Regions from separate parts of the Homo sapiens genome. Here region 2 is linked to region 1. Evidence: read pairs that join two places in POLR2A ChIA-PET (ENCODE). Cell type or tissue: A673. All regions are shown on one strand. Links, peaks and the distances in the headings refer to the core of each region. The heading gives the core; the rest is flanking DNA.

What was found. Peaks named below come from ENCODE experiments on the same cell type or tissue, not always from the same donor. Only the 100,000 strongest peaks of a DNase experiment are listed, where the experiment ranks them.
Region 2: POLR2A ChIA-PET joins it to region 1 with 10 read pairs; 2 of 35 experiments call an interaction of 5 or more read pairs at or near these places.

The regions. Positions count from the first base shown.
Region 1 is chr16:23,578,961-23,591,479 of GRCh38, reverse strand. It overlaps NDUFAB1 (NADH:ubiquinone oxidoreductase subunit AB1), which reads left to right. Exons shown (of 5, transcript NM_005003.3): 2 at 4,161-4,283; 3 at 6,057-6,144; 4 at 9,105-9,204; 5 at 10,307-10,466. The coding sequence ends at 9,196. Among named protein-coding and RNA genes, the nearest start is that of NDUFAB1, 11 kb to the left of the region's middle. In A673, for the core only: no CTCF peak of the experiment used is centred there; no DNase peak of the experiment used is centred there; H3K27ac peaks cover 447 bases.
Region 2 is chr16:24,070,521-24,083,039 of GRCh38, reverse strand. The region is part of intron 5 of PRKCB (protein kinase C beta); the gene reads right to left. Among named protein-coding and RNA genes, the nearest start is that of MIR1273H, 130 kb to the left of the region's middle. RefSeq lists enhancers at 5,900-6,712, 6,713-7,525. In A673, for the core only: no CTCF peak of the experiment used is centred there; a DNase peak (open chromatin) is centred at 6,469.

The sequences.
Region 1 (12,519 bases), core at 2,856-10,855:
TGTAGAGTGGACCAGTCGGCAGTTTGTAGAGACGGCCTTTAAAGCCCTCTCCTTAGCCTCCTCTGAGTTTGCCTCAGGCAGAAGTGAGCCCCAGTGGAGTACCGGGATTCTGATGGAACCTCATCTGTTTGAATTACTAGCCCAGAGGGTCATCACTCTTTACCTGCAAACAGTACCTTCTCTGATGTCTGGGAGAGGTGGTTTATTTCCCATATACTTGTTAAGTGTAGATCTTGGGGAAGAACAACTAACACCAGAAACATCACATGTTGGCTGTTGGGGAGGTGCTTGTCCATTTTGTATCCCTTTTATTTTTTCCCAATCAACAGAGATCCAGTTAGAAGGAGCAGCAAGACCTTCCAGGAGGCCATGCTGGAAGGACATGGGGTGAGGAGGATACCTAACCTTCCCTTGCCTCAGTTTCTCATCTGTAAAAAGGAGGGTGATAGTATCATGGATCTCACCAGAATACTGGAGAGCTGAAGAAAGATGATGTGTGTAAAGTGCAATATCATAGCCTGAGCTGATAAGAAATTAATGGAGGCCGGGACGTGGTGGCTTATGCATGTAATCCCAGCACTTTGAGAGGCTGAGGTGAGTGGATCACTTGAGACCAGGAGTTCAGGACCAGCCTGGCCAACATGGTAAAACCTCATCTCCACTAAAAATACAGAAATTAGCCAGGCATGGTGGTGCACGCCTGTAATCCCAGCTACTTGGGAGGCAGAGGCATAAGAATCACTTGAACCTGGGAGGCAGAAGTTGTGGTGAGCCAAGGTCACAACACTGCACTCCAGCCTGGGCAACACAGTGAGACTCTGTCTGAAAAAAAAAAAAAAAAGAGACCAGAGGCAGGAGCATGAGAGGGTAGTAGGATCAAGTATTTTGGGGCTACGCTACAGCCAAGGTATCAAACTAGCTGCTGCTGGTCATTGTTCTCAGGATCCTACTAAATAACCCTAAATAGCACTTACTGTGTTAAGTGCCAGCCAATGTCCAAGCCTTTACTTCATCTCACTGATGCTTCACAACAGTCCTGTGAGTGTGGTACTGTTGTTTATCCCCATTTTACAGATGAGGAAACTGAGATGTAGAAGGTTAAGTAACCCACCCAAGGCCAAACAACTAGTGAGAGCCAGCACCATGGTGCAGGCATAGGTGGTCTAGTTTCAGCGTCTGAGCTCTTGCCCACTAACTTACTGCCTCACGCTGATCCTGATGCAGCACCCACTCTAGATTGGCATGTGGCCTCCAGTCAGAGACTCGTTTAATTTAATCACATGGTGCCCACCTGGCCCTTGTAGGTACTTGCTGGAGCTGCTGAGGACAATGCTGACAACCTAGTTGGCCTCATGGGTAGTTGTGTACGAACATAGAATATACCCTCACCAGGGGTCTTGCTTTGTTGCCCAGGTTGGTCTGGAACTCCTGGGCTCAAGCGATCCTTCCACTTTGGCCTCCCAAAGTGTTGGGATTACAGGCGTGAGCCACCACACCTGGCATCGTACCATTTCTTTTTTTTTTTTTTTTTTTTTTTCTTTTTGGAGACAGAGTCTCACCCTGCCGCCCAGGCTGGAGTGTAGAGCCATGATCTCAGTTCACTGCAACCTCTGCCTCCTAGGTTCAAGTGATCCTCCCACTTCAGCCTCCTGATTAGCTGGGATTATAGGCACACGCCACGATGCCCGGCTAATTTTTGGACTTTCAGTAGAGATGGAGGTTTCACTGTGTTGGGCAGGCTGGTCTTAAACTCCTGACCTCAAGAGATCCGCCCACCTTGGCCTCCCAAAGTGCTGGGATTACAGGCGTGAGCCACCACACCTGGCCTCGTACCATTTCTTGATAAGCACACAGCCTCTGTTAGATCCCTCCAACTGAAATTTCTTTTCTGCCATTGCCATATTACCTCATTTCTTCTCCCCCTTTCTCTTTATTCCTTTCTTCTCCATTTTATTTGTGACTTGGAAACCTATTTGAGTCATTGTTAAGTAGGCCGGTCATGTGCCTGTATAAAAGGTCTCCTTAACCCATGTATAATACGAAAGGAGACTAGACATTTAGACAAAGAAACATGCTCTAAAACTCTTGAAAGTACTCAGAAAGGCTCGTTAGAATATCTATCATACTCTCCAACTCATCTCTTTAGTTTGCTGATTAAACCTGATTTTTTTTTTTTTTTTCTTGAGACGGAATCTCACTCTGTCACCCATGCTGGAGTGTAAATGGCATGATCTTGGCTCACTGCAACCTCCGACTCCCAAGTTCAAGCGATTCTTCTGCTTCAGCCTCCTGAGTAGATGGGATTACAGGCACATGTTACCACGCCCAGCTAACTTATATTTTTGGTAGAGACGGGGTTTCTCCATGTTGGTCAGGCTAGTGTCGAACTCCTGACCTCGTGATCCGCCTGCTTCGGCTTCCCAAAGTGTGGCAATTACAGGTGTGAGCCACTGCGCCCAGCCTAAACCTGATTTTAATAACTGACTTCTTTTTCTTTTCTTTTTTGAGACAGAGTCTCGCTCTGTGGCCCAAGGTGGAGTGCAGTGGCACAGTCTCGGCTCACTGCAACCTCTGTCTGGGTTCAAGCAATTCTCATGCCTCAGCTACCTGAATAGCTGGGATTACAGGCACACACCACCACGCCCAGCTAATTTTTGTATTTTTAGTAGAGACGAGGCTTCACCATGTTGGCCAGGCTGGTCTCGAACTCCTGGCCTCAAGTGATTGGCTCACCTCGGCCTCCCAAAGTGCTGGGATTACAGGTGTGAGACACACATCGGCCCAATACCTGTTCTTTATGCAAGATGAATGTTTCTTCTACAGAGGTTATACTGGTTTGGTTCTCTGGGCAGTATTTATTATGATTTTTCATGGACCTTTGTGAGTTTCAGGGACCTGAGCCCTAACAAGCAGCCCCACTTTCTATAGGGAAATGCCTGAAGAACGCCAAGCCTCGGACTTAAAATCAACTTCAGGAGGTAAACAAACCAATTTAGATTAGGGATTTCTTTCTTTTTCTTTTTTTTGAGACGGAGTCTTGCTTTGTCGCCCAGGCTGGAATGCAATGGCGCAGGCTCGGCTCACTGCAACCTCTCCTCCCACATTCAAGCGATTCTCCTTCCTCAGTCTCCTGAGTAGCTGGGATTACAGGCGCCCACCACCACGCCTGGCTAATTTTTGTATTTTTAGTAGAGACGGGGTTTCACCATGTTGGCCAGGCTGGTCTCGAACTCCTGACCTCAGGTGATCTGCTCACCGTGGCCTCCCAAAGTGTTGTGATTATAGGCGTGAGCCACCACGACTAGCCAGATTAGGGATTTCAGTAGTGAGCAAAACTGCCAGATACCCTGTTTTGTTTTCTCTGATTCTGCGTCGTACCTTCCACAGCATTAAACCCCCTGACCTGTAATTGCAGCTCATTCCACATTTGTTGAATGAAATCTGGTCAATACCCTAATACCTAAACATTGAGCCGACTAATACCAGAGATACGTGAGGTATTGCTCTAACATGGCACAGGCCAGAAGGGCTCATGGTTTGGCTGGTGGCCATGAGGCAAGCCTCGCTGGAAGGGAAACAGATTGGAATGTAGTGACTGTAAGCTCCCTCATCCCCTCTTTGGGTGGGAGGCCAGCTTCCTTTGTCCTGGCTGAGATCAGGGAGATAACTGCTGGAACCAAACTAGACCTTTCTGGTGTATGGTCCTCAATTTGAATTGCCTTTGGGTTTACCATGACAGCTCTTTCCTTTTGGGTTATTTTGACTTGGGTCAGCCTATTAAAGGTGGCAGCACCCTGTAGAGGCCTCGGGATGCTGAAGATGCCATGAGAAGACACAGGCATTCTGCAGACGCTAGACAATTTTAGTGGCAGTTAGTGTCGCAGAGCAGTATGAATGTCCAGAGCCTGAGGGTTGAAGCCAGGAGGCAGAGGGGCCGGTCCTGACTCCCAGGAAGGAGGCCTGAGATGCTGCTGAACTGTTGGGGCTTCTGCGATTACCCAGTCCTGCAACTTAGTGTGTCCTGGTGGCCACAATGAGAATCAGATGCTGTGGGTTCTCTAAAGCCCCGAAAGTTCTGTGAAAGTTACCTATAGGCTTGTGCATTGATTTAGAGGTATTTTCCATTCAATGACAGTGTTTCCTTCCTGCCGTCGCTCTAGGTTCCTGGTAGAGTTACACAGTTGTGCCGCCAGTATAGCGACATGCCTCCTTTGACGTTAGAGGGCATCCAGGACCGTGTTCTTTACGTATTGAAACTCTATGACAAGATTGACCCAGAGAAGGTAACTGATGGTGGTTTGAATTTTTTTCTTTAAATATAGAGTATTTAATTACATGCTAGAAAATGCAAAGGGAAAGATACTCAGTAAAAATCTCCCTGGCTCCCAGACACCCAGGCCCATTCTGGGAGATAGCCAGCGCTACCAGTTTCATGTATGTTTCCAAAGGTACTCAATGCATATGTTAAAGAAGTATACACACGTGTGTATATTATATGTATGTATCTCTCACCCTTTTTAAAAAACACAACTGGCCGGGCACTGTGGCTCATGCCTGTAATCCCAGCACTTTGGGAGGCCGAGGCGGGCGGATCACCTGAGGTCGGGAATTCAAGACCAGCCTGACTAACATGTAGAAACTTCATCTCTACTAAAAATACAAAATTAGCCGGGCATGGTGGCACATACCTGTAATCCCAGCTACTCGGGAGGCTGAGGCAGCAGAATCACTTGAACCCGGGAGGTGGAGGTTGCAGTGAGCCGAGATAGCGTGATTGCAGTCCAGCCTAGGCAACAAGAGTGAAACTCCATCTCAAAAATAATAATAAATAATAAAAACACAAGTGGGGCCGGGCGTGGTAGCTCACGCCTGTAATCCCAGCACTTTGGGAGGCCGAGGCGAGTGGATCATGAGGTCAGGAAATGAAGAGCAGCCTGGCCAAGATGGTGAAACCCCATCTCTACTAAAAATACACAAATTAGACAGGCGTGGTGGCAGACACCTGTAATCCCAGCCACTCGGGAGGATGAGGCAGAGAATTGCTTGAACCCGGGAGGGAGAGGGTGCAGTGAGCCGAGATCATGCCACTGCACACTGCAGCCTGGATGACAGGGTGAAACTCCATCTAACAACGAAAAAAAATTGAATCTGTTGTGTAGGTAAGGCAGTTTTTTTTTTGATTTGGGTTTTTGAAGAATCATTCCTGGTGATCCTGAGGTCTAAATTAGAGTGATAGGGTGATAGTAAACACTTTGGCCAGGCGCAGTGGCTCACGCCTGTAATCCCAGCACTTTGGGAGGCCAAGGTGGGTGGATCACGAGGTCAGGGGTTCGAGACCAGCCTGACTAACATGGTGAAACCCCGTCTCTACTAAAAATACAAAAATTAGCTGGGCGTGGTGGTGCACGCCTATAATCCCAGCTACTCGGGAGTCTGAGGGGTGAGAATTGCTTGAACCCGGGAGGCCGAGTTTGCAGTGAGCCGAGATCGTGCCATTGCACTCCAGCCTGGGTGACAGAGCAAGACTTTCTCAAAAAACCAAAAAACAGACAACATTAGAGTGAAATCCTTCATTAGCTATGTATATATTGTTCACTTCAAAACAGAGTAAGATAAAGCAAACCATGTACATACTAGCATAGGTTACATATAAAATGTCAGTTATAGCCTCTGTATGTTAAAAAAAATTCGATGTAGTCACAAGGACAGAAAACCAAACACTGTGTGTTCTCGCTCATAGGTGGGAACTGAACAATGAGGTCACTTGGACAGAGGGTGGGGAGCATCATTTACCAGGGCCTGTCAAGGGGTAGGGGGTTTGGGGAGGGACAGCATTAGGAGAAATACCTAATGTAAATGATGAGTTGATGGGTGCAGCAAACCAACATGGCACATGTATACCTATGTAACAAACCTGCACGTTGTGCACATGTACCCTAAAACTTAAAGTATAATAAATTCAATATAGTGATTAAGTGGCATTGTACCACCCTGTTATCTTGGGAAGCAGATGCTTTCATGGACTAAATTTTGTGTTTGGTGCTCCTTTCTTGCAGCTTTCAGTAAATTCTCATTTTATGAAAGACCTGGGCTTAGACAGTTTGGACCAAGTGGAGATTATCATGGCCATGGAAGACGAATTTGGTAAGGCTCAGTCTTCTATCTACACACTGCGATTTTTGATTAAGGTGGATTAAACTGAAAGAAGTGGTGGGCGTCTGAATTGGAATTAGAATTAAATATTAATAGAAACAGTAGCATCCACTGCCCTTCACACACACCTTCCTGCCCACTTACCATCAGGTGAAGTAAGCTTTAGGGATGGTACATTTATTCAGAGAGCACCTTGCACAAGCCCAGCAGAGTGCCCAGTGTGGTGCCAAGAGCCGAATGACCAGAGATGGTTCCAGGGGACTGATTCTTCAGACAGGGTTCTAAGACAAAGGGCAAAAGCCTCCCCGGAACACATGCTGATGACATGTCAGCCCCTCCTGAGCTCGGGTAACGCGAACCAGGTAGAAGTAATGTGTGCCAGGACAAGAGACGCACCCAGAGCCTCTGGCCTTGGTCTCCTATCCTGGCTCACAAGCACACTCCAAGTTTGGGACTGTGTGTTGGGCAGGTGAGACCTTTATAAGGTTCCATGGCTGTTTCTGCGTGAGTTGGCTGAATAGGAAATCAAAGGACTTCTGTGCTGTTCTGCAGAGCAGGGCCTAGTTAAAATTCCTCACAGATGATGCTGACTAGGATGGAATCCCTTTGCCTAGTGCTTAAGAGTACCAGGTCTGGAATTGAGCTTAGTCAGGTATGAGCCTGGACAAGTAACTGTATCTCTCAAAGCCTGTTTCCTCAGCTGTAAAGTGGGGGTGATAATAGTAGGAACCCCAGGATTGGAATTGCTGTGAGAATTAGAGATGATGTGTAAAATGCTCAGCACAGTGTTTGGGCCAAAGTAAGCTAACTACCAAAACCCAGCCATTTATAAAAACCCAACCATCATAAAAAAAAAAATGCATGGGTGACGTGTGTTACAGCACACGAACCTTGAGAACGTGCCGAGTGAAAGAAGCCAGACACAGAAGATGACACGTTATATACCATTTACATGAAATGTCAAGAAGAGGCAAATCCAGAGATAGAAAGTACACGGGTGGTTGCCAGAGCTAGGGAGGATGGGGAGTGACTGCTGACGGGCACTGGGTTTCTTTTTTTTTTTTTTTTTTTAATTGATCATTCTTGGGTGTTTCTCGCAGAGGGGGATTTGGCAGGGTCATAGGACAATAGTGGAGGGAAGGTCAGCAGGTAAACAAGTGAACAAAGGTCTCTGGTTTTCCTAGGCAGAGGACCCTGGGGCCTTCCGCAGTGTTTGTGTCCCTGGGTACTTGAGATTAGGGAGTGGTGATGACTCTTAACAAGCATGCTGCCTTCAAGTATCTGTTTAACAAAGCACATCTTGCACCACCCTTAATCCATTTAACCCTGAGTGGACACAGCACATGTTTCAGAGAGCACCGGGTTGGGGGTAAGGTCATAGATCAACAGCATCCCAAGGCAGAAGAATTTTTCTTAGTACAGAACAAAATGGAGTCTCCTATGTCTACTTCTTTCTACACAGACACAGCAACAATCTGATTTCTCTATCTTTTCCCCACATTTCCCCCTTTTCTATTCGAAACAACCGCCATCGTCATCATGGCCCGTTCTCAATGAGCTGTTGGGTACACCTCCCTGACGGGGCGGCTGCCGGGCGGAGACGCTCCTCACTTCCCAGACGGGGCGGCTGCCGGGCAGAGGGGCTCCTCACTTCTCAGACGGGGCGGCTGCCGGGCGGAGGGGCTCCTCACTTCTCAGACGGGGCGGCTGCCGGGCGGAGGGGCTCCTCACTTCTCAGAGGGGGCAGCCGGGCAGAGACGCTCCTCACCTCCCAGATGGGGTCGCGGCCGGGCAGAGGCGCTCCTCACATCCCAGACGGGGCAGTGGGGCAGAGGCGCTCCCCACATCTCAGACGATGGGTGGCCGGGCAGAGACGCTCCTCACTTCCTAGACGGGATGGTGGCCGGGAAGAGGCGCTCCTCACTTCCCAGACTGGGCAGCCGGGCAGAGGCGCTCCCCACATCTCAGACGATGGGTGGCCGGGCAGAGACGCTCCTCACTTCCTAGACAGGATGGCGGCCGGGAAGGGGCGCTCCTCACTTCCCAGACTGGGCAGCCGGGCAGAGGGGCTCCTCACATCCCAGACGATGGGCGGCCAGGCAGAGGCTGCAATCTCGGCACTTTGGGAGGCCAAGGCAGGCAGCTGGGAGGTGGAGGTTGTAGCTAGCCGAGATCACGCCACTGCACTCCAGCCTGGGCAACATTGTGCACTGAGTGAACGAGACTCCATCTGCAATCCCGGCACCTCGGGAGGCCGAGGCTGGCAGATCACTCGCGGTTAGGAGCTGGAGACCAGCCCAGCCAACACAGCGAAACCCTGTCTCCACCAAAAAAATACGAAAACCAGTCAGGCGTGGCGGCGCGTGCCTGCAATCGCAGGCACTGGGCAGGCCGAGGCAGGAGAATCAGGCAGGGAGGTTGCAGTGAGCAGAGATGGCGGCAGTACAGTCCAGCTTCGGCTCGGCATCAGAGGGAGACCATGGAAAGAGAGGGAGAGGGAGAGGGAGAGGGAGACCGTGGGAAGAGGGAGAGGGAGAGGGAGACCTTGGGGAGAGGGAGAGGGAGAGGGAGACCGTGGGAAGAGGGAGAGGGAGAGGGAGACCGTGGGGAGAGGGAGAGGGAGCTGGGTTTCTTTTACACAATGGTGATGGTTGCACAATGTGAATATACTAAAAACTACCAAATTATATGGTATATACAAGGAGGAATTTTCTATTATGTGAATTCTATCTCAACAAACAAACAAACAAACAAACAAACATACCTCCAAAGCATCGTACCCAACCTGTATGCATACTGTCTAGAAGCTAACTGGCCCACAACCTATATGGGATTCAAGGTTGCTGAAAGTTTTGATATACTTGTAGCTGTTGTAGAAGGGTCAGGTGTGTTCAGTTCTAAAGGATTTTTTTTTTTTAACTCTCTCACATTGTTGTATATTTTTCTTTTAGGGTTTGAAATTCCTGATATAGATGCTGAAAAGTTAATGTGTCCACAAGAAATTGTAGATTACATTGCAGATAAGAAGGATGTATATGAATAAAGTATCAGGTAAATAGACTTAAAAAATGATGTTCACCCATAGATTTGTCTGTGGTTCTTCAATAAAGGAAACTTAAGAAGAAACAGAAAATGGAAATGCTTGACCAAGATTTTTCACTACTTATAAAATGCAAGCCCTTTCCTGTTGTCTGCCACTCAAAGGGGCCCAGCCCTGGTGGTGATCTTTGAGAGGTTGAGAACTGTCATTCCTGGATAGAACTCCCTTGATTGTCAGCTGTCCTCACAAAAGCAGAACATTGTACAAAGTACTGAACAGGGTAACCTGGAAACAGACCTCTGTCTCCCTCAATTACTCAGCCAAGGTAAGCCCAGCCTGCTGGGTAAGACACTGAAGTGACCTGGCTCTTAAGTAGGCAAGAGAGGCCTCATGTATAAGAGGATGGACTTTGGAGTCAGAGACACCCAAGTTTATTCTCAGCTTTGCCACACACTATAAGCCTGGTGGTCTCAGGCAGGCTGCTTAGCTCTGTAAGCCTCAGTTTCCTCATATGTAATATGGTGGTAATGATAGGACCTACCTGGGGCTTTTGTGAAAGCAAAATTGAAGAGAGTATATATATCACTTGATATAATGATGTAAAGAAGCCTCTCAGTAAATAGTAGCTTTTGTTACTTGGGACCTAGAATAATCAAATAAGACTTTTTGAATTAAAACATTGTATTAGTGTTTTTAGTCTTTAGCTTTTAGTGACCCTGCATTTTTTTTTTTTTTTTTTTAAAGATGGAACCTTGCTCTGTTGCCCAGGCTGGAGTGTAGTGGCACAATCTCGGCTCACTGCAACCTCCGCCTCCTGGGTTCAAGCAATTCTCCGGCCTCAGCCTCCTGAGTAACTGGGATTACAGGCGTGCACCTCCACGCCCAGCTAATTTTTATATTTTTAGTAGAGATGGGGTTTCACCATGTTGGCCAGGCTGGTCTCGAACTCCTGACCTCAGGTGATCCGCCCAGCTTGGCCTCCCAAAGTGCTGAGATTACGGGCATGAGCCACTGCACTCAGCCAGAGGCTGCATTTTTAGCACCTGAAAGATGTCACTTATCATTAGTAAGAATACATCAAAAATAACATTGAACTTATTTTGTCTTTTCCAGACCCTTTGGCTTTGCTGAGAGAGGACTCAGATGATAGTGACGAATGTCTGGCAGTGAGGACACATTTTGGCATTCTTGCTGACTCTGACAGAGTGATTCTGATGGACTTGTATTTAAATTGTATGTGTTTTACTCTTTGAAAATAAATCTATAAAACCAACATTTTCCCCCATCTTCAGTTTTTCAATGATGTCTATAAAGTGCTTTTTTATGTTTGTATACTGACATTGCTTAATATTTTTAAAGGTCTGATTTGTCATTTGTATTCATGCATGTCAAAAACAATGGCTTCCCCAGCCATGTACTTGAAGTAAGGCTGTCTCCCCACCTTCGTATCAGGAGTGAATATATTCATGGAAATGGACTTTTTGCTTCAAAAAAAACTTTGTTTTGGTTTCCATTAGCTTATTATCAGATGTGTCAGCTGATATCAGCAGGTGGGACTAGTTTTTCATCACTGTCCTAAAGATCCCTTTTAATACAGTTTAACAGTTTTGGAGAATGGGAGGCTCTCTTTCCTCCTGGAAGGTCAGTTTGACATTGCCACACATCAAACCACAGTTTGATTTGTCACACATCATTATTGGTTCTGCCCCTTTTACTCTTAGCACTGTGTTGGTTCCTTGGGGTTGATGTAAATAACATGTATGCATTGCTTAGCTCTTGAAGAGTTTAGTTTGAGAGTTACATCAAAATAATTCCTCTCCTTTTACTGACTTTCTAGTATGGGGAAGGAAGAGGAACCAAAGGCCTACAGTAAGTAGTGTCTTTGAGGCAGAGGGACTAAGGTGAGGGGCCCTCAGCCAGCAGAGAATCTCATGGCTGAGAGATGAGGTGGTCGAAGGATGGGAGTCAGCTCTGGGATTGGGTCCACACTCACATCTGCTTCCCTTCCTGCAGGTACCAATACGCTGGTTCCTTCTGGGTTGCTCTAGAGTTATTCCAGGCATGTTAGGCAGACATAGTCCTTTTTTTTTTTTTTTTTTTTTTAACTTTTATTTAGGTTCAGGGGTACATGTACATGTTTGTTATATAGGTAAATTATGTGTCATGGGGTTTGGTGTGCAGATTATTTCATCACCCAGGTAATAAGCATAATACCCCATGGGTTTTTTTATTTGAGAAGGAGTTTCGCTCTTGTCGCCCAGACTGGAGTGCAGTGGCACAATCTTGGCTCACTGCAACCTCCGTCTCCCAGGTTCAAGCGATTCTCCTGCCTCAGCCTCCCAAGTAGCTGACGTTATACCCGCCACCATGCACCCGCCACCACCTGGCTAATGTTTTGTATTTTTAGTTGAGACGGGGTTTCACCATGTTGGCCAGCCTGGTATTGAACTCCTGACCTTAGGTGATCCGCCCACCTCCGCCTCCCAAAGTGCTGGGATTACAGATGTGAGCCACTGTGCCCAGTCCCTGATGGGTGTTTTTTGGAGCCTCACCCTCCACCCTCCAGTAGGCCCCAGTGCCTGTTGTTCCCTTCTGTCCATGTTTACTCAATGTTTAGCTCCCACTTAAAGTGAGAACGTGGTATTTGGTTTTCTGATCCTGTGATAGTTCACTTAGGATACTGGTTCCAGCTGCATCCATGTTACCATAAAGGACATGATCTCATTTTTTATGGCTGCATAGTATTCCATGGAGAGTGTGTGTGGTGTGTGTGTGTGTGTGTGTGTGTATACACACTTTCTTTTTTTTTTTTTTTCAGACAGTCTCACTCTGTCGCCCAGGCTGGAGTGGTATGGTGCTATCTTGGCTAACTACAACCTCTGCTTCCCCAGTTCACGTGATTCTCCTGCCTCGGCCTCCTGAATAGCTGGGATTACAGGCATCCGCCACCATGCCCGGATACTTTGTATTTTTATTAGAGATGGGGTTTCACCATGTTGGCCAGATTGGTTTCGAACTCCTGACCTCAAATGATCCGCCCGCCTTGGCCTCCCAGAGTGCTAGGACTACAGGCGAGAGCCACTGCACCCAGCCTACACATTTTCTTTACCCAGTCTGCAGTTGATGGGCATTTAGGTTGATTCCATGTCTTTGTTATTGTGAATAGTGTTGCAGTGAACACAGGCATGTGTGTGTCTTTATGGTAGAATGATTTATATTCCTTTATGTATATCCAGTAATGGGATTGCTGGGTCGAATGCAAACCTCGTTTTCTTTGAGTTCTTTGAGACATTCACTGTCACCCAGTCTGAGTGCAGTGACACGAC
Region 2 (12,519 bases), core at 2,463-10,462, 490 kb before region 1:
AAGTGTTTGTTCAGGTTTTTAGATTACATTTTAAGTAAGGCTGGCTTCATACAAATGAGTCTGAGAGTTCTGATACAATGAGTTGGATACAAGTCCTTTGTCAGATATGTGATTTGCAAATATTTTCTTCCAGTTTATAGTTTGTTTCTTGCAAAATAAAAGTTTTTAAACTTTAATAAAGTACAATTTACCACTTTTTTTTTTTTCTTTTATGGGTCACGTTTTTAAGTGTCACGTCTAAGAACTCTTTGTATAACTACAGGTCATAAAGATTTTCTCCTGTGTTTTCTGAAATTTTATACCTTTATATTTTGCTCCATGACCCATTTTGAGTTAATTCTTGCAAAAGGTGTGAGATGGAGGTCAAGGTTCATTTTGTTTTCATATGAATGTCTAATCATTCCAACATCATTTGTTGAAAGACCGTCCTTTTTCCATTTCATTGTTTTCGCACTTTTGTTGAAAATCAATAGGCCGTATTTGTGTGGGTCTATTTCTGGATTCTCTACTGTGTTCCAATGGCTTGTGTATCTATCCTGTCACCAATATCACATTTGATTACTGAAGCTTTATATAGTAAGTCTTAAGATTGGGTACAGTAATTCTTCCAACTTTATTCTTCATCTTAAGAATTGTTTTGGCCATTCTGGATTCACTGCCCTTCTATACAAGTTTTAGAATCACTGTGTCCAAACATACAAAAAATCCTGCTGGGATTTTGACTTGAATTTCATTAAGCCTACAAATCAATCGTAAGACTTGCTATCTTCACTCTGCTGAGTCTTTCAATCCATGAACATGGGTTATCTCTTCATTTATTTAGGTATTCTTTGATTTCTTTCAGTGTTTTGGAATTTTTAGCATATAGATTCTAGACATGTGTTGTTAGATTTATACCTAAATATTTCCTTTGTTTTGCAGCTGCTGTAAGTAGTATTTTTTAAATTTTTGGTTTCTAGTTGTTAATATATAGAAATACAATTGATTTTTGTGTGTTGACTTGTATGCTGCAACCCAGCTAAACTCACTCATTATTTCTAGTAATTTCTTGGTAGATTCCTGTGGATTTTCTACATAAACAATACTGTTTTCTGTGTATAGAAACAATTTTTCTTTTTTTCCTTTCCATTCCATATGGTTTTTATTTTTTATTTTATTATTACTTTTTTGAGACAGAGTCTTGCTCTGTCACCCAGGCTGGAGTGCAGTGGTGCAATCTCAGCTCACTGCAACCTCTGCCTCCCAGGTTCAAGCAATTCTCCTGCCTACTCCCAAGTAGGTGAGACTACAGGCATCTGCCACCACGCCCGACTAATTTTTGTATTTTTAGTAGATGTGGGGGTTTCACCATGTTGGCCAGGTTGGTCTCGAACTCCTGACCTCAGATGATCCACCCACCTCAGGCTCCCAAAGTGCTGGGATTACAGGCATGAGCCACCGAGCCGAGCCCCACATGCCTTTAAAAATTTTTTTTATCTTACTGTGCTGGTTATGACATGATGTTGAATAGGACTGGGGAGGATGAACATTTTAGTTTTGTTTCATAGCTTAATGAGAAAGCATGCAGTTTTTCATCATTAAGTATGTTACAGGTTTTTGGTAGATACTTCTTATTGGATCAAGAAAGTTCCCTTCTATTTCTAGTGTGCTGAGAACTTTCATCATAAATGAATATTGAGTTTTGTCCAATTTTTTCTGCATCAATTGATATGTTAATTTTTTTTCTTTCTTTAGATTATTAATATGGTAAATTACATTGGTTGATTTTTTTTTTTATTATTAAGCCAGCTTGCATTCTCAGGATAAAACTCATTTGGACGGAGTGTATTTTTCATTTATATATTGCTGAATTTAATTTGCTAATATTTCTATGAAGATTTTTATATTTATGTTTACAAAGAGTTCTTACACATGACACTAAAAACATGACCTATAAAAGAAAAAAATGATAAATTGTACTTTATTAAAGTTTAAAAACATTTGTTCTGCAAAACACAAATGACGAACTGGAAGAAAATATTTGAGATATTTGCTTGTAGTTTTCTTGTACTATTTTTGTCTGGTTTTGGTATGAGGGTAATGCTAGCCTCATAAAATAGGTTGAAAAATGTTCCCTTCTCATCTACTTTTTAGGAGAATCAGTATTATTTCATCTTTAAGTGTTGGTAGAATTTACCAATATAAATTTCCTTTTAAGCACTTTTTAATCTGGATTCCACAAAGTATCATGTGTTATACTTTTATTTTCTTTCAATTCAAAATATTTTCTTATTTCCCTTGAGACTTCTTCTTTGAACTAAACCATGGATTATTCGGAAGTTTGTTTGTTAGTTTCCGTATTTTTCCAGGGGCTCTACTCTTATGATTTTACTTCTACCTAAATACTGACAACTCCCACCCACACCTCTTTACTGACCTTTACAACTGTATGTACAACTGTCCACTGGTTATCTTGTACTGGATGTCCCATATGTACGCTAAACTCAACATGTCCAACAACGCTCATTATCCTCCTGCTCCCCCGACACCACCATGTCTCCTCCCTGTCTTTCAATGCCAGTCTTAGTGAGTGTTGAACTATCCACCCAACTGCCCCAGTAAGAATCTAGAAATCATTCTGGTCTCCTCCCTTTGGTGCAATCTACAACCCCGTGCTGTTTGATCTGCCTCTTTCTCATTTTGTGTACCTGAGTCCCTACTATTCATATCACTGCCATCTGAACAATAATAAGTGTGCCATAGAATTACTGTGATTATTAAGTTATATTTGAATCCTGGTATTGTGCTGGGCAGGTGATGAGTGATTCATAAACAGCAGCTGCTCATATGATTGCTCCCTGGCCACTCACTTTTCCTCTCTGGGTGAAATTAAGATCCTCCTCATTGGTTTCCTGCCTGTGGTCTTCTATTGAGCCCTTCCTTCACTCCCCCACCAAAGTGATCTTTCAAAAGCTAGAAACCGATCGCACACTCTTCAAACAAAAATCTTTCATAATTTTAGAAAATCTATTAATAATATGATTCACTATAAAACTAGGTCAAAGGAGAAAAACTATATAATTATCTTAAAAAATGACGAAAAAGGCGACTGACAAAATTCAATAACCATTCGTCCTTTTAACACTTGGAAAAATAGAAATAAATGAATGCTTTTCTTGACGTAATAAATATACCAACAGCCTTCATTATGCTTACGGGTAAAACTCTAGAGGCATATCTATTAAGGCCACAATCAAATTAAGAATGCCCACCATCACTATCATAATTTAACATTGTTCTGAAAGTACCAATCAACGCAATTACATTTTTTAAAAGTATTGTATAAGAGGCTTAGATGTTGGAAAAGAGAACACAAAATCAGCTTGGATTGTCTGAATTGTATCTTAGAAAAATTCCCCAAAGATTCTGGCATCTGATTGATACCATTTTTCTGGTTTGTCACCCTGATCAATTTTTTTCCATTTTTAATCTCTTTGTCACTTCAGTGGGAATTTGGAAGAAGGAGACATTCAATATATGGTCTCAGTTGAGCATTAATTACATTTTTAGTTAGAAAAAAAAATGTTACTCTAAATCTGAGAGAAAGAAATCATTGTGTAAAAGGGGGGCTGGTCTTGTGCACCTAATTCTTAACAAACTGGAACTAGACACAACGCGGGTGCCCCAAGGTTCAGTCCAGCTGATACTCGGACTTCTGAGGGTTTTGCAACACTGCCAAATGTCACGTGTGTCCGTGTGAAGAGACCACCAAACAGGCTTTGTGGGAGCAGCAAGGCTGTTTATTTCACCTGGGTGCAGGCAGGCTGAGTCCGAAAAGAGAGTCAGCAAAGGATGATGGGATTATCATTAGTTCTTATAGGTTTGGGATAGGTGTACAAAGTACCTTCTTAAGGGCGGGGGAGAATATATCGTATCAGTTAGGGTGGGGCAGGAACAAATCACAATGGTGGAACGTCATTAGTTAAGGCTATTTTCACTTCTTTTGTGGATCTTCCGTTGCTTCAGGCCATCTGGATGTATACGTGCAGGTCACAGGGGATATGATGGCTTAGCTTGGGCTCAGAGGCCTGACACCAAAACCATGCAACTTTTGTGCTCAGTAACTGAGTCCTCCTGGGACCCAGAAGCTTTGAAATCTTGGAGGTTTTATGACCCCCTAAACCCAGTTTAGTGTCAACTATTTTCTACAGCGGTTTCCCTGGTCATTCAGGGTCCTACAGTTCCCAGCGTTGCTCCACACTTACTCTGACTCCACACAACCACAACCCCACAAGTCTAGAGACCATTTCCCTCGACAGGGAAGATCTGGGTTAGTCCACCTTTGAGCTCTCACAAGCCCAGTCTCTTAATAACTAGCATTCCCCAGTGGTGTGGACAATGTCACCACTGGATCTCACTGGGGGATGCAGCACTTGCTACTTTACTCATGCACGGCAGAGTTTTCAGGGCTTGATGCAGATGGAAGAGGAGCTCTTCAGCCCAGCTTGGAAAAACAAGAGTAAACCTGCCCCCCATAAACATCTGTTCCCCTCAGGTTGGCCCTGAGGGTCTTTCTGTCTGCCTAGGACAGATGGTTTGGGAGTCAGGCATCCAATAAGTTAGCTTTACTTCTTGTTTGGAGACCACCTCCTGCCTCAAGTTAAGTGAAAACAAGAAGGACAGACGAGGTTTACCAATTCCTCACTCATATCCTCGGGACAGGAACCAGGATGGCGTGCCATGGGGCCCCACCCTTGCTTGGGTGCTGAGTAAATGCAGCATGAAGCATGGAGGCAGGAGGTGCTCAACAGCCCCCTCTCCCACGCTGCAGCGGCTGCAGACATGGCTCTGGGTGCTGCTTTGCAATGTGATTATTTCTAAAGATGTGACATAAATACTAACATGGAGTCCCTGGAGCTGCAGAGTCGCTGCTTGGCAGCTTAATTTGGACATTCAATCAAAACTGTCTGTCGGCAGCTCTGCACAACCCAAGCAGCATAGGGCCAGAAGCCCCGCAATCTGCTCAGTGAGAACGTTAAGTGATGGGTTTAATTTTCAGAAGCTTGGGACAAAAGCCTTCCCAGCTCTGAGGAAGGCGGGTTTACTTCCCTTCTCTAGAGAAACAGTGCATATTTTCTCATATCTTCAATAGGCTCCCTGCTTTGATAGAAGAGCCCTGTCTACATTAACTACATCACTGAATCATGGAATTCAAGGATTTTTAAAAACTGAGAGGCACATTCTCAGACCATGATCCTCAGACAGTCAGGGAAAAGGGCTACCATTTGAAGACAAGTTTCCTGTTTCTCCTACTGTTGTTCAGGGATGAAGGGAGAAGAAAACATCTGTTAGAAGGGGTCCCAGCAGATGAATGCTTCCTCCTTTCATTGTCAAACATCCTCAGTCACACAGAAGCACTAAAAGAGAGTGCTGGATACATTTATCCTAAACGGATATATGATTACATGGATGGATGAGTTGGCTGAGTGGATGGATGGATGGGTTAGACAGATGAATGAATGTATGGATGAATGTATGAACTGGATGGATGGATGGATGGATGGATGGATGGAGAGATGAATGCATGTGTGGATGGATGGATGGATTAGATGGATGAATGTATGGATTGGATGGATGGATGGATGGATGGATGGATGGATGGAGAGATGAATGCATGGGTGGATGGATGGATGGGTTAGGTGGGTCAATGAGTAAAGTAATGGGTCTTAACTAGCTGGAAGGAAACTGGCATCCTTTCCATTTTCTTATTATCATAATTTTACCAAACTATCCATATCTCAAGGCATCTACTGAATCTGCCCCATCCCACATCCCTCCATTCTTCACCACCGTAGACACACAGACACACACACACGTGCATGTGCATCTTCAAAATACTTCCAAATGGCACAGCCCAAGCACAAGCTAACCAGTACTGATGCTGTGCTCAGTACTGGAACAGGGTCCTAGAGGCCCCCTGATATGCCCAGGTGCTAAGTTTACTTGCCAGGCTATGGGGAGGTCCAAGGAGGATCCCAGGGGAGCAGCTGGGACTGTGGGAAGAGCTGCCTCAGGAGAGAGCTGCAGCTATTTTCCAGCAGGCACAGAAGCACTGCTGGAGTGTTCTGGAAGAATGTCTGACTACACTGAGATGCAAATACAAATCCGATGACCATCTATAAAAGGGTACACAGATGAGATAGACAGAGTTCCGGCACAGCCCCCACCCTATGCCTCTGCCTGTTATTCTAAACTCTGCCCAGACAGAGGCAAATATTCCAGTGACCCTGGCCATCAGCAGATGCTATACTCCGGCTCCCTGAGAGCAAGCCCTATGCTGTTTCCTTCTGTGACTCAAACAGTGAGTTAAAGGCACACTTGTAGCAAGGTAATACGTTGAGGTTTGAAGTGCCTGTTTCTCCCACTTTGCACTTCATTGAATTCTGTCACTTGTACCCTGAGGCTCCTCCCCCCAGACCATGCAGCTAGACGTGAGTCATCCACTGCCTTAGGGAGAAAGTTGTCAAGGTATTAGTGAGGAACAAAGCCAGTGAATTCTGACTTCTCAGTTCTGAAAGCTTCTGTCTCGTCTTTCTCCCTATCAGGCCCCAAAAGCTGAGCTCCAGGATGACAGAGAGAATGGATGAAGAAGCAGATAAGGCCCCCTTTTTGCTCCATGATTCACCCCTCTGATCTCCATACTCTGAATTAGCCCCACCTTTCACCTCTTTTAACCAGAAAAGCCAAAAGCACTCCTGTACATCTGCCAACAACTGCCAATCCTGGAAAGAGGCTGAGTCCAAATCCCAATTGGGCTTAACTGGGGCATATAAATAAGGCTTTTCACATGCTCCAAACAACTCCCCTTTCCCTCACACCATGACTGAGAAGTCCTGTTTCAGAGAGTGGTTCTCAAAGGGTGTGGCCCAGACTAGCAGCGTCAGCATCACCTGGGAACTCATTAGAAATGCATGATCTCCTAATGTTATTCCTCCCACCTAATGTAAATGACGAGTTAGTGGGTGCAGCACACCAACATGGCACATGTATACATAGGTAACAAACCTGCACATTGTGCACACGTACCCTAGAACTTAAAGTATAATAACAAACAAAAAAAAAGAAATGCATGATCTCAGGCCCTGCTCAGACCTGCTGAATTGAGGATGGAACCCAGCAACCTGTATTTTAACACACTTTCCAGATGACTCTGATGTGACACTCATGTATGAAAACCACTGCTTTTGACCAGTGTTGTTGAAGCCAGCCTCACCAGGGTAGGAAGAATTCTGGACAGAAATATAGTTACAATTCAGCATTAATCAGGCTAACTTTGACCCACTTCCTTGCAACTAAAAGTCAGGTAACACTGGATACTGACCATTTGCAACCTCGTTGTTCCTACAGATAGGATTTCTGACATTAGAATCATAGGCTTTTGTTTAAGAGTTGCTTAAACAGATCCTGAATTCCAGCAGAATAGCTGATGCCAACCAGTTTAAAGACCCCAAACAGAGGAACTGAATCAGCAAGAGAACACAGCTTCTTTATCTCCCTGTCCCATGACTCCATCCTGCTCTTTTCCACCAATCAACAATCTCCACACTTCAGCCCACTGCAAAACCCTTAAAAATCCTAGCCCCAGACTCCTCTGGGAGATGGATTTGAGGTTTCCTCCTGTCTCTTCCCTACAATTAAACCTGTTTCTCTGCTGCAACTCAGTGGCTTAGTGTATTGACTTGCTGCATGCATTGGGCAGTGAACCTATTACAGTTACACTGTCCAATAGAACTTTCTAAAATAATGGAAGTGTTTGATGTCCAGTATAGTAACCACTAGCCACATGAGGCCACTGAATACCTGAAATGTGGCTATTGTGTTGGAAAAATTGAGTTTTGCATTTTATTTAATTTTCTTTAATTAAATTTTTTTTTTTTTTTTTTGAGATAGGGTCTTGTTCTGTCACCCAGGCTAGAGTGCGTGGTGCAATCATGACTCACTGTAGTCTCAACCTCTTGGGCTCATGTGAGCCTTCTGCCTCAGCCTCCCGAGTAGCTGGGACTATAGGCATATCCCACCACATTTGGCTAACTTTATTTTTTGTAGAGGCAAGTTTTTGCTATGTTGCTCAGATTGGTCTCAAACTCCTGGCCTCAAGCAATCCTTCCACCTTGGCCTCCCAAAGTTTTGGGATTACAGGTGTGAGCCACCAGGCCAAGCTCGTTAATTTAAATTTAAACAGCCCCACGTGGCTAGTGGCTGCCATATTGCACAAAGCAGCTTAGACCGTTGCATCAGCCTCCTTACAGATTTCCCTCCCCTCCTCGTCTCCTTTCAGGTCACCCTATAAGCTTCAGACAAATTAATCTTCCCAGAACGCAGATCTTATCATGTCATTCCTACTCTCAGAACATCCTCACTGACTCACTGTTGCCTACTGATTTTAAATACATGTTCTTTTTGTTCTTTTTTAGTAAGCCAAAATGTTTTATTCCAAAATATGATAGAAAATAGATTAAATAATAATAGTTGACGGTGAATGAGCTCTTACTATATGAGCCAAGCACTATTCTAAGGACTGCACATGAATTATCTCATTGAATCCTTACAAGAACCTTATGATGTGAGTGTTACTGTTTTCCCCATTTTACTGATGTGGAACCTGACAGCTGAGGGGGTTGAGTGACTTGTCCAAGGTATACAGAGAGCTGATAACAGTAGAGCGGGATTTGAACCCTCTCTGTCTTCCTCCCAAGGCTGCACTCTTAGGCACGACATCACAGTGCCTCGGAAGATCCATCTGGGTCAGATTATTTTTCCCTCTTAGGGTGCCCCTTATGAAATCCATAACCATGGTCACACATTCTATGGCAGTAGCTTCGAGGTGTGTCTTAAACACATCACTTGCTCTTCTTTTTTTTTTTTTGAGATGGAGTCTTGCTCTGTCACCCAGACTGAAGTGCAGTGGCATGATCTCGGCTCACTGCAAGCTCCACCTCCTGAGTTCATGCCATTCTCCTGCCTCAGCCTCCCCAGCAGCTGGTACTACAGGCGCCCGCCACCAACCACGCCCGGCTAATATTTTTGTATCGGGGTTTCACCATGTTAGCCAGGATGGTCTCGATCTCCTGACCTCGTGATCCGCCTGCCTCGGCCTCCCAAAGTGTTGGGATTACAGGCGTGAGCCACCACGCCCGGCCATCACTTGCTCTTCTATAGAGAACAAGCAAAAGCTATCATCAGCTGTCTTGGACTCCTTCTGGAAAAGATCAACATATTTACCCCCAAAATAGCATCTTTCCATCTCAGAAGGAATACTGGACACATTTTAGGTAAAGTCAGCACATCGTTTATCGAGGTGTTAAAAACATGGCTTAGGGGCTAGGGGATGAATATTGAACTTTAGACTGAGACATTTAAAAAACCGGCCAGGCGCAATGGCTCACACCTGTAATCCCAGCAATTTGAGAGGTCAAGGAGGGAGGATCACTTGAGGCCAGGAATTTGAGATTAGCCTGGGCAACATAGCAAGACTTTGTCTCTACAAAAACAATTTTCACGATTAGCCAGACATGGTGGCATGCGCCTGTAGTCCCAGTAACTCAAGGGGCTGAGGCGGGAGGATCACTTGAGCCCAGGAGTCTGAGGCTGCAATGAGCCAACATTGTACCACCGTACTCCAGCCTGGGAGACAGAGCAAGATCCTGTTTCTAAGAAATAAATAAAAATGGCAAAAATGTTTAAGGCAGGTAGGATTCAAACAGGTGGGCAATGGGAGGCCATCTTTAGGAGAGGTTCTTACAAATACAACAGTTCTAATCCTGACCTTAATCACAGGGCTGATAGTCAAAATATTTAGCAAGCGGTTTATCCATCAGATTGGAGACAGCCAAAGCCCTGGGGTAGATGTGAAGGCTCCCACTGAACTAGACATTCACCTTTTCATTATCAGATCACATCCAAGGGCTCTTGGAGAAGAAACTAACAAGGCCAGAGAGGCAGAGGACATCTGGTGGTATTTCTTAGTTGCCAGCTGGCATAGAGATATTTTGATGTTTTGATAATCATCTCTGATCAAGATGACTGAGCACTGCATAAATACTTCCTCTTTACAGTAAGGTATACTTGAGCTACTGAATAGTTTCATTTTTAAACAGCCTTAAAAAGAGAGAGAGAGTTAGGCCAGGTGCGTGGCGCACACATGTAATCCCAGTGCTTTGGGAGGCTGAGGCGGGTGGATCACCTCAGGTCAGGAGGTCGATATCAGCCTGGCCAACATGGTGAAACCCCGTCTCTACTAAAAATACAAAAATTAGCTCGGTCTGGTGGCACAGGCCTGTAATCCCAGCTACTTGGGAGGCTGAGGCAGGAGAATTGCTTGAACCCAGGAGGCAGAGGTTGCAGTGAGCAGAGATCATGCCATTGCACTCCAGCCTGGGTGACAAGAGGGAAACTCCATCTCAAAAAAAAAAGAGAGAGAGAGAGAAAGAGAGAGTTAAAGAAAGCAGATTGGCTGGTTGTGGTGGCTTACACCTGTAATCCCAACTCTTTGGGAAGCTGAGGTGGGAGGATCACTTGAGGCCAGGAGTTGGAGACCCCCATCTTTATAAAAAATAAAAATAATAATTATCTGAGCATGGTGGTGCATGCCTACAGTCCCAGCTACTTAGGAGGCTGATGTGGGAGGATTGCTTGAGCTCAGGAGTTCCAGGCTGCAGTGAGCTATGATCGTACCACTGCACTCCAGCCTGGGTGACAGAGAAACACCCTGTCTCAAAAAAATTAAAAACAAAAGCAGATTGATGGTTGCCAGGGGCTGGGAGAAGGCAGGGATGGGTAGTCACTGCTTAATCAGTATGGGGCTTTATTTTGGAATGATGGAAATGTTTTGGAACTAAATAGCAGTGGTGGTTGCACAACACTGTGCATGTACTAAATGCCGCTGAACTGTTCACTCTAAAACAGATCATTTTAAGTCATGTGAATTTCACCTCAGCAAATTTTTAAAAACAAAAGGCGGGGGTGGGGTGGGGGTTAAACTCTATCCAAATTGCAATCAGCCCATAAACAAGTAGCAAACTGAATTGGGCACCCTCATGATAATAATAACATCCTTGCTGAGATCCTGGAGCAGGGCCCAGTGATGCCGACGACCCCTCCAGAATGTGTCCACTGTGATCATTAACTCCACAAAGGCTTGGGCATGGTTACTGCAACTCAACGCCCTCTTCGGCCCCCACCATAACTTTCAGCCTTTCCTGCACCATCTCCTTATATGGTGTAGGCCAGACTCCAGCTAGCCTTGGCTGCCGGCTGTTCCCTGTAAGATCCTGCCTCCATAGGAGGAGACAGATGGGATCTAGTGTCCAGGACCACATCCCACAGCTACTGCCCAGAGACATGTGCAGAGCGGACAAGCCAGGCAGGTACTCACTCTCTTTACTACCCTAGGACCTTTACCCCCAATCACAAGTAGAACCACTGGCCCTGTTGAGTTGAGCTAGACTAGCATTCTCAATTCTGGATCCACATTAAAATTGGTGGAAATTGGAAGGTTGGACGGGCTCCTCTTATTCCTTTTCCCCAGTCCTGTTTGTCTTTTTTTTTTTTTTTTTTTTTTTTTTAGACAGGGTCTCACCATGTTACCCAGGCTAGTCTCAAACTCCTGAGCTCAAGCGATCCACCCGCCTTGGCCTCTCAAAGTGCTAGGATTACAGACGTCAGCCATCGTGCCCGGCCATGTTTTGTTTTCAAGGCAATGCAGAGAAGAGGTAGCTCAGGCTCCTCTTACCATACCAGATATGCAGAGTTCTGAGAGGTCTGAAGGCAGAGTAAGTCTCAAATGGAAAGCCAAGAGAGAATGCTTAGGGTATATCATGAAGACGAGGTCATTAAGCTCCTCCCCTATCTCTGAAAGCCCCAAGAGCAGCATCCAAGTCCTTAACTCACATCCTCACATCAGCCCTGGAGTGGAGGGGGGCTTTGAGCTCCCTCTTCAGGTCACAGTGTGTACTAACTACCCTTTGTCCAGATGGTTCCCTCCCTTGCCTTTGGCCCAAAGCTCATTCATCCTTCTAGTTAGATCTATAAGGCCACCTCTTCCCAGAAGCCTTTCCTGACTTCATCTGACCCATCACAGGATTTCTTCCTTTCTTATCTTCAGTGACACAGTATACTTTAGAGAGATATGTACTTGCTTTACTTGTTCTGCTATATTAAATAGAGCTCCTTAAGGGAAGGGACTATGACTTCCTAATTTTTCTGGCCAAGGGCTTGGCCTCAGGATCAAACAGACCTGAGTTTGAGTTCAAAGTGATACCACTTCCTGGCTGCGGAGGCTTGGAGGATTACTTAACCTCTCTGAGCCTCAGTTTCCTCATCTGTAATATGAGAATAGCAACAGTGTTCCCTCATAAGATGGCTGAGAGGGCTGAGGAGCTATATACTTCATGCTATTATATGCGTTGTAATGACTGCAACCTATTTTACACTCAACAACTCCTAGTCATTATTATTATTCTGTTCTATTAGGTGCCTGGG